2 separate regions of the Homo sapiens genome follow, and region 2 is linked to region 1. The links are chromatin loops, found by intact Hi-C in ENCODE. Cell type or tissue: IMR-90. All regions are shown on one strand. Each heading gives the region's core, and the rest is flanking DNA. Links, peaks and the distances in the headings are about the cores only. Region 1 has its middle 220 kb from the start of MIR4642. Region 2 overlaps LOC101929770 (a long non-coding RNA gene).

The links. A loop is a pair of places that touch in the nucleus more often than their neighbours do. Peaks named below come from ENCODE experiments on the same cell type or tissue, not always from the same donor. Only the 100,000 strongest peaks of a DNase experiment are listed, where the experiment ranks them.
Region 2: it touches region 1 in a loop (2.4-fold over the local background); 2 of 110 quality-filtered maps call a loop at or near these places.

Annotation. Positions count from the first base shown.
Region 1 is chr6:44,651,918-44,659,693 of GRCh38, reverse strand. No RefSeq gene overlaps it. Among named protein-coding and RNA genes, the nearest start is that of MIR4642, 220 kb to the right of the region's middle. RefSeq lists an enhancer at 7,287-7,776. In IMR-90, for the core only: a CTCF peak has its summit at 4,009 (motif pointing left); no DNase peak of the experiment used is centred there.
Region 2 is chr6:44,801,559-44,809,334 of GRCh38, reverse strand. All of the region lies in intron 2 of LOC101929770 (a long non-coding RNA gene), which reads right to left. It also overlaps a transcript of SUPT3H not described here. Among named protein-coding and RNA genes, the nearest start is that of MIR4642, 370 kb to the right of the region's middle. In IMR-90, for the core only: no CTCF peak of the experiment used is centred there; a DNase peak (open chromatin) is centred at 3,844.

The DNA of each region.
Region 1 (7,776 bases), core at 1,390-6,389:
GCTACCCCAAAACTTTACGCCAGAAATAGAGCTGACCAAGGCAGAATCTGCAGGTGAAGAAGTCTGTTTTAGCTGTGTGTGTAGTGAGATAATGTAAGACCGTATAATGGTAAAAGGCACTGTTCAATATGTGTACAGGGAAATATACTTTTATCTGTTATTGATTTCTAAAGAGGAGTAATTTGAGAATGTGCCTCAGCCTAACTGTAGAGGGATGGATTGGAAGCCTATTTCATGTCTCTCCTGGGTCTGACCACAGGTCAGTCGGACAACAGACTGAAGGCATGTCCTCTCTCCACAGTGGCCAGGCTTTGGCTCAAGGTGGAATACAGTCCCTGGACTGGGAGCCCAAGACCAATTACCCAATCGGTCAGACCTTGCCGCCACTGTGTGCCCAGTTTTCTGTCCCTTTGCATGATACAGATTACAAAGGATGGCAGTCAGGTGGGATTTGAGGTGTGCCCTTGTGGCAGAGGAAGCAGCTATTTGTCTGTTTAGGGTCCAAAATGGGGGCTGGGGGAGCTGGAGGGGGGCAGATGACTCTGAAGCTTAGAAACTCATCTGGTCTTTTCTGACTCTGTTACTTTTTATCCATAAATGTCCCCTAAGAGAACACAGAAAGGAGATTTGATTCTATTCTGCTTGCCCTCACCATGCTTCAAATCACAGTAGTCCGAACCAATGAAACTCCCAGAAGACATCTAGCCCAACACCGCCCCATGTCCCCATTTCTTCTATTTTGATGTTTTTAATCAGCAATTGTCTGAGAAGTCCACTTGACAGGTTTGTTGGAATTGTGTCAATTAAAAATAAACAGCTTGGAAGTGGAAACTACCCAAAATATCTATGAACAGTCCAATGGATATATAAATTGTGGTGTCATCAGATGTTGGAATACTATACAGCAATGGAAAATGAGCAAACTGCAATCAGACATAATGGTAGGAAAGAAGGTAAAAGTAATCCATGATACAGAAGTTAGGAGAGTGGTTCTCTGGGGGAAATAGGGCTAGGAGGTAGTATGGTGGAGTTTCTGGGTGCATGTAATGCTCTATTTCTTGATTTAGGCAGTAGTTACTTGGATGTGTTCTGTTTACAGAAATTTGTCCAACTGTAGTGTTTGTGTACTTTATACATATTATATACCAATAAAAGAGTTAAAAATCTATATTTTACTTATGTCTTGTATGATTCCATTTGTATGAAATATCCAGAAGAGGTAAATTCATAGAGACAGAAATAGACTGGCAGTTGCCAGGGGCTGGGTGGACAGGAGAAAGGAGAGTGACTGCTTAAGGAGTACAAGGTTTCCTTTTGGGTAGAACTAGGTAGAGGTGATGGTTACATGACATTATGAGTGCACTAAATGCCATTGAATTGTTCACTTTAAATTAGTTAATGGTCAATTTTATGCTATGTGAATTGTACCTCAAAAAAAAATTCTATCTAGGATGGTCACCTTTTAAGGGCCATCTTTTTTTTTTTTTTTTTTTTTTTTTTTTTTTGCTTTTTGAGACAGAATCTTACTCTGTCACCCAGGCTGGAGTGCAGTGGCACAATCACAGCTCACTGCAACTTCCACCTCCCAGGCTCAAGTGATCCTCCCACCTAAACCTCCCGAGTAGCTGGGACTGTAGGCACACACCACCATGTCCAGCTAATTTTTGTATTTTTTGTAGAGATGGGGTTTTGCCATGTTGCCCAGGCTGGTCTCAAACCCCTGAGCTCAAGCAATCACCTGCCTTGGCCTCCCAGAGTGCCGGGATCACAGGCATGAGCCACTGTGCCCAGCCTAAGAGCCATCTTTGTTGCTGTGATTCCTGTAGCTCAACAGCTTTGCCCTCCCTCACTCTTGCCATGGCTGCAGACAGCTGAGGTTGAGGGGCTCTGGTCTGAGTCCAGATAACTGGGGAGTTCCAGGATAATGCCCAGGGAGCTGTTACAGGGAAGTAGACTTAGACTTTTAAGCAGCCCACAACACCTCCTAGAGGTCCTTGGGCGACGGAGCCTGGGCTTGTGGAGTGCCAAGCTTTATCCGACTGCCATGTCAACACCACTCCAGAGTCAAAGACTTCCCAGGCCTTCAGCCCCATCCTCATCCCTGCCCTAGGCAAAGTTGGGTCTGGAACGTTTCCCCTCAGCCTTGGGAGGAAACTCACATTCGAAGCAGTGTGTGAGCCCTGGCTGGCGAGCGATGGCCACTCACACTGTTATCCCTTTCTCAGCAATAATGTTTAGGTTCAGGAAAGAGTTCCAAGATATATATAATTCCTCATGCTGAGTAAGGGCTTCAGCCTGACTCCACAGCTGCCCCGGCTACTGCTCTCTCCAGGAATGTTATTACACCAGCACTGGCCCGGTGCTAGAGATGGGGTCTCTCAATGTTCTCATTATGTGCTCCGTATTTTTCAGGTCATGTAATTCAGCTGTAAAAATTTGCCCCTGGCTGCACCTGGCATAGGAGTGGCACAGAGGGGTGAGTTTATTTTTTTAAGGTACTGTTAAAAATAAATTTAATAAGGGAAAGAGAGAGGAAAAGAGAGAGCAAGAGACTAAGACTGTGTTTAATTTGAACTATGAAGGAGAAGATATGAACCGAAGGTCTGAGATCCTGGTGCTTTGGCTGTATGTGTGTCTGTGTGTGTGTGTGTGTGTGTGTGTACGCACGGGAGACTACATGTTTCTCCTGTGTAACTTAAAGCCAGCTTTGTTTATTTAACTGAGATTTTCCAGATCGTTAGTTTGTGATGTGGCTTAGTTTATACTGTGCAATATCCCATTTTAAATACACTCAGGTACATAAGTGAAATGCAACGGAGCTACTTCAATTAGCAAGAGCATGGGCAGCAATTAAGTTTAAATGAACATTTTCATGAGTCTTTTCTTCCCCTTCCTTCTCTTAGCCATGTAATTAATGAGCCTCTGAATGAACCTACTCTCTGTCTATGGGCGTAGAAGATTTTGGCTCTGGAATCCAGGACATATAAATGGAGAGGAACGCAAAGGCCTCCAGGCTGCAAGCTGAGGGGGCAGGTGGCTGCCTTTCCATGTTGCTCTGCGTGGGTAGAAGGAGCCTCTCCCCTTCCAACAGCCTCACCTTAGGAATATAGGATAGGCCATGGGTGACCTTAGTATGTAAACCAAACCCCAGCACTTTTAGAGTTCTGTCCCACTTCTGGCTGAGAGAAGCTGTTTGGGAGATGCCACATTGAATATTGGGCTTTCCAGACTATTTTCAATGACTTATAAGAAAAACTGGGATGTATGAAATTGGCAAGTCCTGGAAAGACTGAGATGGTCCCGGTAATTAGGAGGTGGGGCAGACAAAGGTAGGAGACTGCTACATCAAGTCGTCCCTTTTTCTGCTTGAGCTATGTCACCAGGGTTTTGGGCATGTCTGTGTCACCTGGAATCCAAGTGTGATTGTTTTCATCCAGACATTCTACCAAGTGGAAACCAAGAGTGGAGGCTCAGTCCACAGTAAGAGAAGGCACAGGGCCCTGGACAGAAGGGCCTGGCTTCCAGGGGGATGGGGATCCCCAACGCGGGAGACTCCTTTCCCCTGTGACCAGAAGCTGGGGTCTAAGGACTCCTCCTGCTCAACCACATCCACTGGTCGGGGTCCACCCAGGCCAAGCACAGAGCTGCGGAGGGGCTGAGGTGGCCTCTGCCGGGGAATGGAAAACGGCTCTCTTGGAGGAACTGAAGGAACCCCCACTTCCGTCTTCTGTCCCTGGTGCCTGCATGGCAGGACCCTGGGACCATGAGCTCACAACTCCTCCCCGGGTCACTGTGGTGGACATCAGGATCACCCCTCGGTGCTCAGTGTTTGGATAGGGCACCCTCACGTAGCATCTCCCCCACAGGCCACCCAACCATAGCTAGGACACCTCTCTTTGGCTGGCCATCACCTCCACCCACTCTATTTGACAGTCGGTGGACGCTGTGCCCCCTCAGAAATCAGACCGAGGGGAGCTCAGCGTTCGGCCAGACTCGGGCGCCACCTGGTGTCTGCGGGCGTCCCTGCGGGTAGACTCGAGCCCCAGTTGTTTGCTTCTTTGTTGTTCCTGCTTCTTTTAGACCCAGAAAGGCTCTGTCGCAAGAGGTGGGGTCTGTCTCAATTACAGCGGCTGAGCAGGCACGGGTTGCCTGGGGACATTCCTTGATATTCATGTCACAGGACATGCTGTGCTCTGCACGGGTTTTCACACCTCACCATGAGGTTCTCAGGCCCTCAGTCAGGATTTCAGGGGTTTGTTTTGTTTTTTTAGGTAGGTAGGTAGGTAGATAAGGTAGATAAGAGTTTTGGGGGAAATGGGTTGTTTAGGAGTGAGGCTGGGTTTCTGTCTTATCTCAGCCACTTACCAGCTGTGGGATCATGGGAAAATTACTTTAATCTCTCTGAATTTCAGTTTCTTTATCTGTAAAATAGGAATAACAACACCCACTTCAGAGGGTTATATGAGACTTAAAATAAGTCCTGCCAAGTTCTTGACAACTGAAGGTGTTCAATAAATGTTAGTTCCTTCTTTCCTTAGCAAAGACAGTCATAGATAATAATATAGGTAGTAATTAAAGTTAGTGACACAATGAGAGTAATACTAATTTTTTCTTCCTTCCTCTTCCTTTGTTTTTCTTTCTTCCTTCCTTCCTTCCATCCCTCCCTCCCTTCCTTCCTTCCCTTACTTTCTTTCTTTTTTCTTCTTCTTCTTTTTCTTTCTTTCTTTTTTTTTTTTTTTTTTTTTTTTTTTTTTTTTTTTTTGAGGCAGGATCTTGCTGTGTCACCCAGGCTGGAGTGCAGTGGTGCAGTCTCGGCTCACGACAACCTCTGCCTCCCAGGCTCAAGTGCTTCTCCTGCGTCATCCTCCCACAGGTGCATGCCACCAGGGGTTCACCATGTTGCCCAGGCTGGTCTCGAACTCCTGCGCTCAAGTAATCCTGTCCGCCTCGGCCTCTGAAAGTGCTAGGATTATAGGTGTGAGCCACCGCACCTGGCCAGAGTGATACCAATTTTCTTCGTGTGTGCAGTGACAGGCAGAGCAGCGGCAGGGAGGAGCTCTTCATTCATACTTTCCTCCAGGCCCCTCCAGCGTTTTTCATGGCTGAGAAAGGGAGTCTGGGCTCTGTGTGGGGAGCCTGACTATAACTTCATTGAAGAGGCTAGTGGCACATTTCCATTCCAAACTGTATACAAAACTGGCTAATAAATAATCACTGTTGATCAAGCTTTGGAAAGTCCTCATCATCATTTACTGAGCACCTACTATGGGGAAGCCACATTTAAGTATTTTACCAATAGGGCCCCATTAACTCTTGTAGCTGCCACTCAGGGTCAGTTTTATTATCCCTATTACCTAGATGAGGAAACTGGGGCTCAGGGTGTCTCAAGTCACATATCTAGGAAGCAGTGAGGTTCACACAGTTCCAAATCCAGTTTGCCCTCTTCCTGCTTCTTGCAACTGCCCCTCAGAGCTGAGGCATTCTCTTAGGGGTCTTCTTCTGAAAGAACAGCCTGTCCCCGAACCAACCAGAAACAGCTTTCTCCACCAGCCACAGCCCCGGCATAAATCAAGTCTAGGTTCCTGCCCATGGGTCATTGGTCGGGCTCCCAGCTGTCTTCCGGATAGTTCCTGGCGTGTGGCTATATTAAGAATGTGAACCGTAACATTAACACTTAAAAAAAAAATTCAAAGAGAGAAAGAAAGAAAGGAAGAAATACCCCTAAAGAGACTCACATCAGGTCTAGCCAAGAGTCATAAATCAATGTCGGTAAATTTATAAACAGTTCATAAATGTAAGTGCTTTTCACAGGGCTGTTTGTTATTGTGTCGGGCTGAGCTGGGGGTGGGGCTGGGGGTGCAGAGAGGCACTGCATCCATTCTGTCTCCGGGTGAGGAGCAGCTCAGATGGCCCCGGTAGCAGAAGGAACAGGGATGGGACCAGTCCTGGTTGAATACTCACATCCAGGTGGCCACAGCATGACATAGGCTTGAGTGAACTGAGAGAACCAGCCTGGATGGCAGGTGAGCTGAGCCCTGAACCTGAACTGAGATTTTGAAGACATTTACAAAAAAAAAACCCCATCATAACAACTGTGTGGGTTTTTTGTTGTTGTTGTTTGTTTCCCAGATTCCCTTTTTTGCTTTTCTAAGTATTCTGCTCCTTGAAGCTCTGGAGGGTGCAGGACTGAGATGAGTAGCCAAAGGGGAATCCTATAGAATAGAGAAAAGAATTTTACACACACAGTCCCCACCCCACCTGCACACTTAATGGCACCCCCACCTCATCTCCACTCAGCCAGTTCCAGGACCCAAAGTCCAGTGACACCAACACCCAGTGACACATACTCTAAAACTGAGGACAGTGACAAGACAGAGAGCCTGGGTTTTGTCAGCAAGAAGGGAAAGTAGCTGGCCCCCGCTGCCATCCTGTCACTGGGTTGCAAAGCAGCAGTATTTGGACCCTGGAAGCTCAGAGGGCAGCTCGTGAAAAGAACTTCTCTCTATTTCTCCATTGAGACTAGGGAACACACACTATCCTCTGCATTATCTTTATGTTTCTCTCTTCTTTAGGTACCCCTTGACTCACACACGTACCACTTCTCCATTAGCCCCAAACCAAGGACGCTGTGCATAGAAACTCTTGCAAATGGATCCTTAGGGTAGAAGACAGGGTGTGGGGTTGCCCCAAGCTTCACCCCAGAAGCTCCAGCTTCTGGAGTTCCAGCTCTGGCCCAGTTCAGATGCCCTGTGGCATGTTCACCTCGACATGTCCCACCAGGTAGCTGGTTGGTAAGGGTGGAGTGAGAGTAGGTATCACCCCCTAGCCTTGGCTGCCCCCTTCCAAGCCCCAGCCCCCTTTGCTGTTGTTTGAGAGGATGTGGAGGCTAAGTGAAAGCTAGGCCAAGTTGTGACTTTGCTATTATACTTCACAGAGTCAAGGTCCATTCATCCCTCTGGAATGGCACATAATGAAAGCAGATTCTTAGAACTGATGCCTTCTGAGAGCTTCTCCTTCCCCAATTCTGAGACACACACATTTTTATGTGTGATTATAATTCTGCACACAAAGCAGCTCTTAAGACTTTTTTAAAAAAATGCATTTGCCCATTTATTGTAACAGCTGTTCCATTATTCTATAACCTTGTCCCCCCATTTCTGAGAGACCCCGGTCACTGCACCCTCTTCAAGAGGCTGCCGGGTTTGACAGAGTCGCCTTGCGCAGGCCCATGAAAAATTCCTTAACCAACTGCACCTTTCCAGGCCGGCACTAAACAGGGATTTCATTTATTTGAAAAGTAGGTATTAAATATGTCAGATATAGGAAGTTAAATGTAATGGGCCCAATTCCACACTCGGTTCCATATGCGTAAATCCCACTGATGGAGAACAGAGTGCGGCTCAAGCAGCAAAAATGAGGTCCCAAGTCTGTGGGAGGAAATTGCAGCCTTGATGGATCTTAGCTGACATTCTAATGGACATCAAACCAAGACTGTTAAAACTGGAAGGCGCCCTGAAGTTCTGGGGTTTTATCTTTTTATTTCTAAGTTTTAGGAGTTGTCGCATTCCTCTGCTTCTTTCTTTGTTTTGTTTGTTTGTTTGTTTTTTCCTAACTCCCAGTAAACATTTACCATTTCTCTTCAGAGCTTTTGTTTCAGCTCACCTGCACTGAAGCTGTTTCCCAAGAGGATGACCCGGGTGCCTGCCTGGCTAAGTAACAAGCAAACATTTCGGAGCCTAAGTTTGGGAAAGAGCCTGAAGGCCCCTACACCCTGAA
Region 2 (7,776 bases), core at 1,269-6,268, 150 kb before region 1:
AGCACTGTCTCTGAATTCCTCCTTCAACTTGTCAGTGGAAAGGAAAGTCCCTTGGTGGAATGGTAGGAATAGTTTTAAGCGGGGTATCACACAGTGCCTTACAGTGGAGAATATCAAAGCGTTTTCAGCTCTTCAATCTTCGTATGCATGACATGGGTGAACACAAGACTAATAAACAACTTGATTTCCTTAGGAGATTCTCAGTGCTCTATCTGTTTTTTAAGTAAGAAGATTGAGTTTCATGTATATTGAGTGACTAAAGTGTAAGCTTAGAAATATTTTATGTCTCCATCATAGTTTATTCTGTTCAGCATAAATCATCAGAGCCAACCATAACTTAACCATTTACTAGAGCTTTTTCAGAGTCAGTTGTATTACAAGCATGTCAGACACACCTTCCTACAAGTCCCTCAAGGTCAATAGTTGAGAAATTCTGCGTTTTCCTTCCCTTCCCCACTCAACACTTATGGAAATATATGCTAATTGGAACAGAAGCTGCCTACCAAACTAACAGGGTTAGACCACTCTTAACACAAGATTAATGAGAAAGAAGTTTAAGGAAAAAATAACATTTCTCAAGCAGTAAGAAAGTACATGCCAAGTAAAAGCCAACAGTCTGCATCAGTCGGATACCAAACTCTGCTTTCCCTTGACTTTACTTAAAGGAGTTAAAGACAGGGAATCCTGTATGTCCAGCCTTGCTCCAGTCACTGTTGCCAGCCCTTTGGCTCAGTGTGGCTGGCTTCTCACCTTCCTTGGGGCCTCAGCTCAGCAGCCACCATTGTAGAAAACAAGACCACAGACTCAAGGGTTAGAATGAGACTCTATACATTGTTTACTAAGGTGACATGCCAGAAGGAATGATGAGGCACAGACATACTGCATGTGGCCCGCTGCATTCATGACAGGCCTTTGTAGGTGTGTGATTTATATTCATAAAGGGGGGTTCGGAGACAATGGATGTTTAAAGTCACTGATATTGGCAAGAAATTAAGTTTGTGAATCACTCTGCGCCGTTGATGAATGACTGAACTGTGAGTTAGCAGACATCAAGAGCTGTCAGTTAGGAGTGATACTAATGTTCTTTTGAAATAGGTTTAGACAACAGTATTTGCTTAGAAGGAGAAAAGCCTAAAGATCTTATCAATTTGCAGAAACTGTAATTGGCATACTACGTGACATATTTACATTATTTGGCAAGGGCCGGTGAGGGCGGGGGGTGATTTCTCTTAGAATTCCAACCCTTTCAGGATCCAAAGGCAGCCTTCACCTGTGGCACATGCTTAGCTCTTTATAAGCACCCTAAATTTTTCCAAATAAATTTTACACATTTAAAAAGTGATGATCTTTCACACCTAGTGCCCAGATCTTAGTTTCTAAATATCATTCCCCACTGGTATTCAGGGTTCCTTGGAGAAATGCCTGATCCCAGAACCAGGGCAGGGAAAGATGCCTGGAAAAATGAGCCTTGAATATTTTATTGCATAAGAAAATAAGGAACTGGTCAAAGAACCATGGGGAGAGGTCAAAAATGGAGCTGGAAGAGGCTCTTACTGGCCAAATCTGGGACAATTTGAGCATCAAAATAAATGATAGTACTAGTTTGTCACCCATCGAATAAATATTCATGAGTCCATGCAGTATAAATAAGTAAACAGAGGAGAAAGTGAAAAGTCTTCTTTGCAGAAGAATGCCAACTAATAAATAAGAAGGAATAGTAGCATTAAAAGATCATCCATGGTAGAGGAAGACTGATAAGAAGTGGTTTATGTAGTCTCAGATTGTCTCCCCACAAATTACTGATTAATTAAAAAGGAAAAAATAGTAAAAAAGAAATCAGATGTTCTTTAAATTATTTATTGTAAGTACTGTTAATTAAAATGTTATGTTTGTGTTCAAAAATAGATAAGTACTCTTGCTTAAATTTTGTGTTTCTGCAGGCCATGCCACTAAATAAGAAATGCAAACAGGGAGAAATTCATTTATAATAGTTGAAAGAGTATCTCCAATGATGGCAAATCCTTTGATAAAATATATTTTGGTCAAATGCCTAAGACAGCTCCTTTTGTTCAGCCTCAATCTGGAAATTGTTCTTCCCTCCAAAAGCCAGAACAGGCTGACACTGTAGCACATCAGAGGCATATGGGAGCTCTCTGCTCCAAGCACTGCAATTTAAGGGAGATGGGGAGCTACAACATCATGTGGGCAAAGAGGTGGCCATTCTAGGATGGCACTGGAACTCCGTCTGTCCCTTGCCTAGTGAGGACCCTGGCCTTTATTTCCCCCTTTTGTTGTCTATATAAAACCAGAAACACTGTTTTCAGTTCCTGTGATGGTTAGGTATCTGAAGCAGGCAGGACACCAACGTCCAGACAGGGCAGACTGGGTAAACAGGACTCACAGATAATGCTGGCTCAGCTGGGCGCCCAGCCACCTGGTTATGTGATGAACTGCACTAGCATTCCAGGGAGACCGGGCAGGCACCTCGAAGACTACATTCAGACGCTAAAGTGCACACCCACAAAACAGCCATCTCAGACTTCTAATCTTACTTTATGACCAAACTGTAATTACATTACACCAATTACTTGAATATTACATTTTTATTACTGTTATGTCATTATGTCTACTAGGAAAAAAATATGCCTACTTTAACCAATAAAATTCTTAATGACTCATGTAAGCTGTGTCTACATGAAACCCCTGACTTAAACATTTTGGTCAAAATAATTTTTAGAGCCTGGGAGAAAAAGAGAGTTAATCTCCATCTATGTGATTACCCCCAAAGCAAGAAAACTTCCATTTGTAGATGTACGGCTAGAAGTTAAAAAAGTTCCAGCCAAAGCTAATCAGAAAGTTACGATGACTATATTTAAGAGCTATATTTATACAGCCATCAATTCTGTATCGTCTGTTGATCAGTTACAACTATTAATAAAAAAGGAGAGCTGGGAACTCAGGAAACATCCATGTAGCCATCCTCCAAATGCATGGAGGCACGTTTACATTTCCAAAATGTCAAGTAGGCCCAGCTGTAAAAAGATTCTTTAAAGGCCATCTAGGCCAGTTTTTTTGGGAGCCAGTGATTTAATTGGGACTCACTAGGGACAGTCCCCCAAATAAAGTTATTAATGTGTAGAACTTCTGTTTTAAAATCATTATAATTACATTTTACTTCATTTACCTCTTTTAAGGTAGCATCTCATTTTCTGTAGGCCAGTGACCTGTAGAGCTTATCTCACTGAGAAATTCCAGGCAGTCAGACTCGGTGCATTTTCTCAGCAGAGGGACCTCTGACCTTAACCACCTCTCAGCTCGCCCCAAACCTATGTGTCCCTTTCCCAAGCCATGCAGACTCAGACAAGCATAGGACGCTACCTGTCTCCAAAATAATTCTCTACTTCGGGAGCCAGAATTCAGACCCTTGAATTTTGAGAATTTACCATATGCACTTAAGTGAGTCAGAATATCCAAATTTAATCACTGTTGAAAACTTTTTTCACAAACATTTTACATATGCCTTTTCCTCCCAATTTTTTATGCATTAAACACTTTCCTACAAGAAGATGAAGTGGGAACAGGTTTTTCTTCCCCAGGCTTGGTATTTGCTTTATTTAAAAAAAAAAATCCTTTTGACAATATATGTACTCTGTATTACTGTGTAAAATCTCATGCCTAATTCTTAAGTTATGTGCATCTGCTGGACATAAACACTGTTAAACATTCATGACTGCCTACAAATGTGAAAAGTATTACCAGGTCTATTTTTAACATTATTTTGGCAAGACTGTTGCTGTGGAAAAAAAAAATCCTATAGAATCTTAATGAGAAAACTGAATGATTCTTTGAAATGTGGTTGTGATTCCCTAACTTATTAAGTGATGATGTCACTGATGCCGAGAAGCAAGAAACAGTGGACTCACTCACTTGCCAGCATGCTCTGGAGATACACCAGAAGGGAAATAAAACTCATCTTGAGTACGGTTTGCGCTGAGCTGCACCTTCCCCCACAGCTCGGAAGGTCACACGTGTCCCTGCACAGGACGTGTCTCACACACTTGGTCTGTCATTTCTGTGAACCTACGTCATAGAGGGTGCACTGATTGCTTTTGTTTTTATGGAACTTGATCTGTTTGCTGGCCTTTTTTCTGTTTATTACCCACATTTGTCTTACAGAAAAGAACCACCTTGTTTCACCTGTTGGAGAAAGACGGGGGTGTCCTCCAGCTCACCTGAGTCCCCTCAGTCACTTAATCAGCAAGTGGCAAGAAGTTCAAAGAAGTCTGTCAGGACAGGAGCACAGGTCTAATGAAGGAGGTTGTTCCTCATGCCTTCTTACTCCTCAACTCCCTTCAGACTTCCTGGCCACTCGACTTGAATCCCACTTGTCCTAAGTGGGCACAGGCCCTGTAAGAGCAAGGTGTGAGGCTGTTTGGTTCTAGGCAGCAGCAAACAGGACCTGGCAGAGTTTTACAGACTGTGCCCTACACAAAGAAACCAGGCCAGGAAGGCATTGATGGAGACTAACTTTCATTTTGGCCTTCACTTGCCAAGCCTTGCATCCTGGCACAGGAGTTGTGTCAGCCAGGAGCAAGGTCCACTCAGAGGGAGCGTTGTTTTATCATTCCCCTACCTAGAGGAGGCACTTTTTCGTAATTCTTCTGCCTCATGAGGATCCATTTGGCTTGTTTGTACAAAGTCACTGTGTGTGCTTGCAGAAGCCCTGGGGCTGGCCCTGGAGGAATCAGGACTTGCCATACTGAAGGGGCAGATTCTGCACCTTAAATGCTGGCTGGGTCAGCAGTGAATATAAATGAGGTCATTGCTTCTATGGAAAAAGTGCTACAGAATAAGGTCTTTCATCCTAGACAGCAAGTCTGGAACCTTTCAGAGTTCCAGAATCAGCCACAGCTGATTGAAAATTGAGGAACGATTTTCAGCCAGAAACCTGCAGAACCCGTATCTAGAGAGAGAGCTATGTGTTCCATCCAAAGTAGGGGCTGGTTTAGTTCTGCACTGGAGGAAATGCAGCCTGAGGGTGGCCTAGCTGGTCTTAAATCTGCATAAAATCATGGAATCACTGAAGTTTAGAGCAGAAAGAAGTCTTGGGTCCTCTAAGATCCATTCACAACTTTCCGAGATGAGCACAGGAACATGAAGTGCTGGTCCCCACCACCCTCAAAGGTGGTATCTTCTCAGCCAAGGGAGCCTGCCGCTCCCTCCACATCCATTCTTCTCCCATCCTGATGGCTCTAGATATTTTGTGGCGAGTATTCTGATTTCTGGGCATGGACCCACTGGTGCTCCACTTTCTTCCACAAGTTCTTTGTGAAATACCTACCTGCCACTGATCACTCAGTGACGTCTACCATTTGCACAGAATGACCAGTGGCTCAGATGCTCTTCACTGGTCATCCATGATTGCCACAGACTTCCAGAGGAACTCAGGGCCATGAACCTGCAGTCTTAGTCCAGTCCCTGCCCCAGTCCACTGGAATGATGCAAGGACCCATCCTGTCACCCCCTCCACCACTGCCAGGACACTCTTGTTTCCTACCCCTTTATCCTCTGGCTATGATGCAGCTTCACCTTGTTGGGGGAGGTCCCCAGGAGCCAGCCTCCTGACCACTGCCTCTGCAGAGACTCCTGCCATGCCCCACTCAGCAGTGCAGACTTGTGCATGGACACCCCACACCAGAGCTCTGTTTATCACACACTCGGGACAGCAATTTGGACTAGAGCTCGTCCTACACTCCCTTTATCTACCCTAACTCCAGAAGCATACATTTTTTGACTACTTCGTCCCACCCAGCAGCCTCCACTGAAGTCCCAGCATGTCTCAGAGCTGAGGCTATGCTGGAGATGACACATGACATTTCAGTCCATTCTTGGAAGTTTCTTTGTCTTTGCAAGAAGGATGTTAATTTCGCAGGTTAATTTGGTAAACCTGTAAGTCAAGAAGGGGGACTTTGACTTCAAATTATTACATTTACAATGCTGCGTATTATTTTAGCAGGTTCCACAGAGATACTTCACTCATTGTTACAATTGTGTTTTTATAAACTTCAAAGAAACATGGACTTTCCTTTCAGAAACTGCCTCACACAGACTCATATTACATTGTTCTGAACCCCAAGTCTACCTAAGACATGACCAAGACATCATTTGATGTGCCATCCCATCCTCCTGCCGGAGAGTGTGACCCAAGGAAGAGACCCTCAGGGCTGGTGGCCATATTGCCCCTCTCTGTGATGGACTGCATGTGCCACTGCCATTACTTATACTGACTTTGCCCTTAACTATTAGTTCTGATTGATTAATTTTTGGCAAAATACTCCACAAGGTCCATATCAGTTAGCTATTGCCACCTAACAAAATCCTAGAACTCAGTAGCTTAAACCAACATGCATTTATTATTGTGGATGAGTCCAGAGATCTTCTGGTCTCAGGTGACTTACTCGTGCATCTGCATCTGCGTTCTGTGTGTTGGTTGGCAGCTCTGCTGATCCTGGCTGGACACTATCATCTGTTTAGGGGTCAGGTGACTGCGTCTGGCATAGGATGGCTGTGGCTAAGACAAGTGGGCTCTTCTCCATGTAGTCTTACCCTTCTGGCCCTGGGTGGTTCATATAGAGGCAGCAGGATTCCATGAGAGGGTCTCTTGAGCCCTAGGCTCAGAACTGGTACAATGTCAACGTCACTTCTGCCACATTCAAGGCCAAAATATACCACAAGCCCTGCCTACATTCACGGGGTGGGAAAGTAGGCTCTACCTCTTTCTGAGAGGAACTGCAAAGTGACACTGCAAAGGGCACAGCAATAGGGAAGGGTGGTGAAGTGTGGATATTTTTGCAATCGATCTACCAACTCTCTACTAATAGCTTTTATTGGCCAGGTGCAGGCTCACACCTATAATCCCAGCACTCTGGGAGGCCGAGCTGGGAGGATCACTTGAGGCCAGAAGTTCAAGACAAGCCTAGGCAACATAGTGAGACCCTGTCTCTATATATAAAAAAAAAAAAATTCTAAAAATTAGCTGGTGCAGTGGTGTGCACCTCTGGTCCCAGCTACTTGGTAGGCTGAGACAGGAGGATCACTTGAGCTCAGGAGTTAGAGGTTGCACTTAGCCATGATCACAGCACTGCACTCCAGCCTGGGTGACAGAGCAAGACCCTGTCTCTATTAAAAAGAAAAAAAACTTTTATTTTTCTCATTCTACATGTAAGTAATTAAATGTCTTTATAATTATAAAGCGCTTTCTCTTATGTGATCTTGCATAATATATCCAACGCATGCACTTCCCAGATGACGAAACTAGAGACTCTAAGAGGTTAAGCTGCTTGCCAAGAGCTAGTAAGTGGCAGTATCAGGACTAGAATCCTGATAGAATCCTAGGACTAGAAGACTAGAATCCAGGTCTTCTGATACAAAGTTCAGAATCATTTCGAAAATTTCACACTCATGATCCCCTTTGGGGTAATGGTGTTCCCTTAAAATAGCTTCCTCCAAAGGAAGGAATAATTTGTGGCCATAGGATGGGAGCAGGGGTGGGGCTATACAATCCATATGGAGCCTGACCCCATCTCGGTCTCCTTGTCTCCCTAGCACGGTGTTGTAATCCTCTAAGCCAAATAATCCTAGCAAGATGCTGTACCCTACACACCCTCAGACACTTCATTCCAGACTATGGTTTTGTGAGATTTCATGCTGCTTTAATTATCTTATTCCTTGTTAACTCTGGGTCTCCCTGCCAGCCTGCCTTAGAACTTTTGTCTC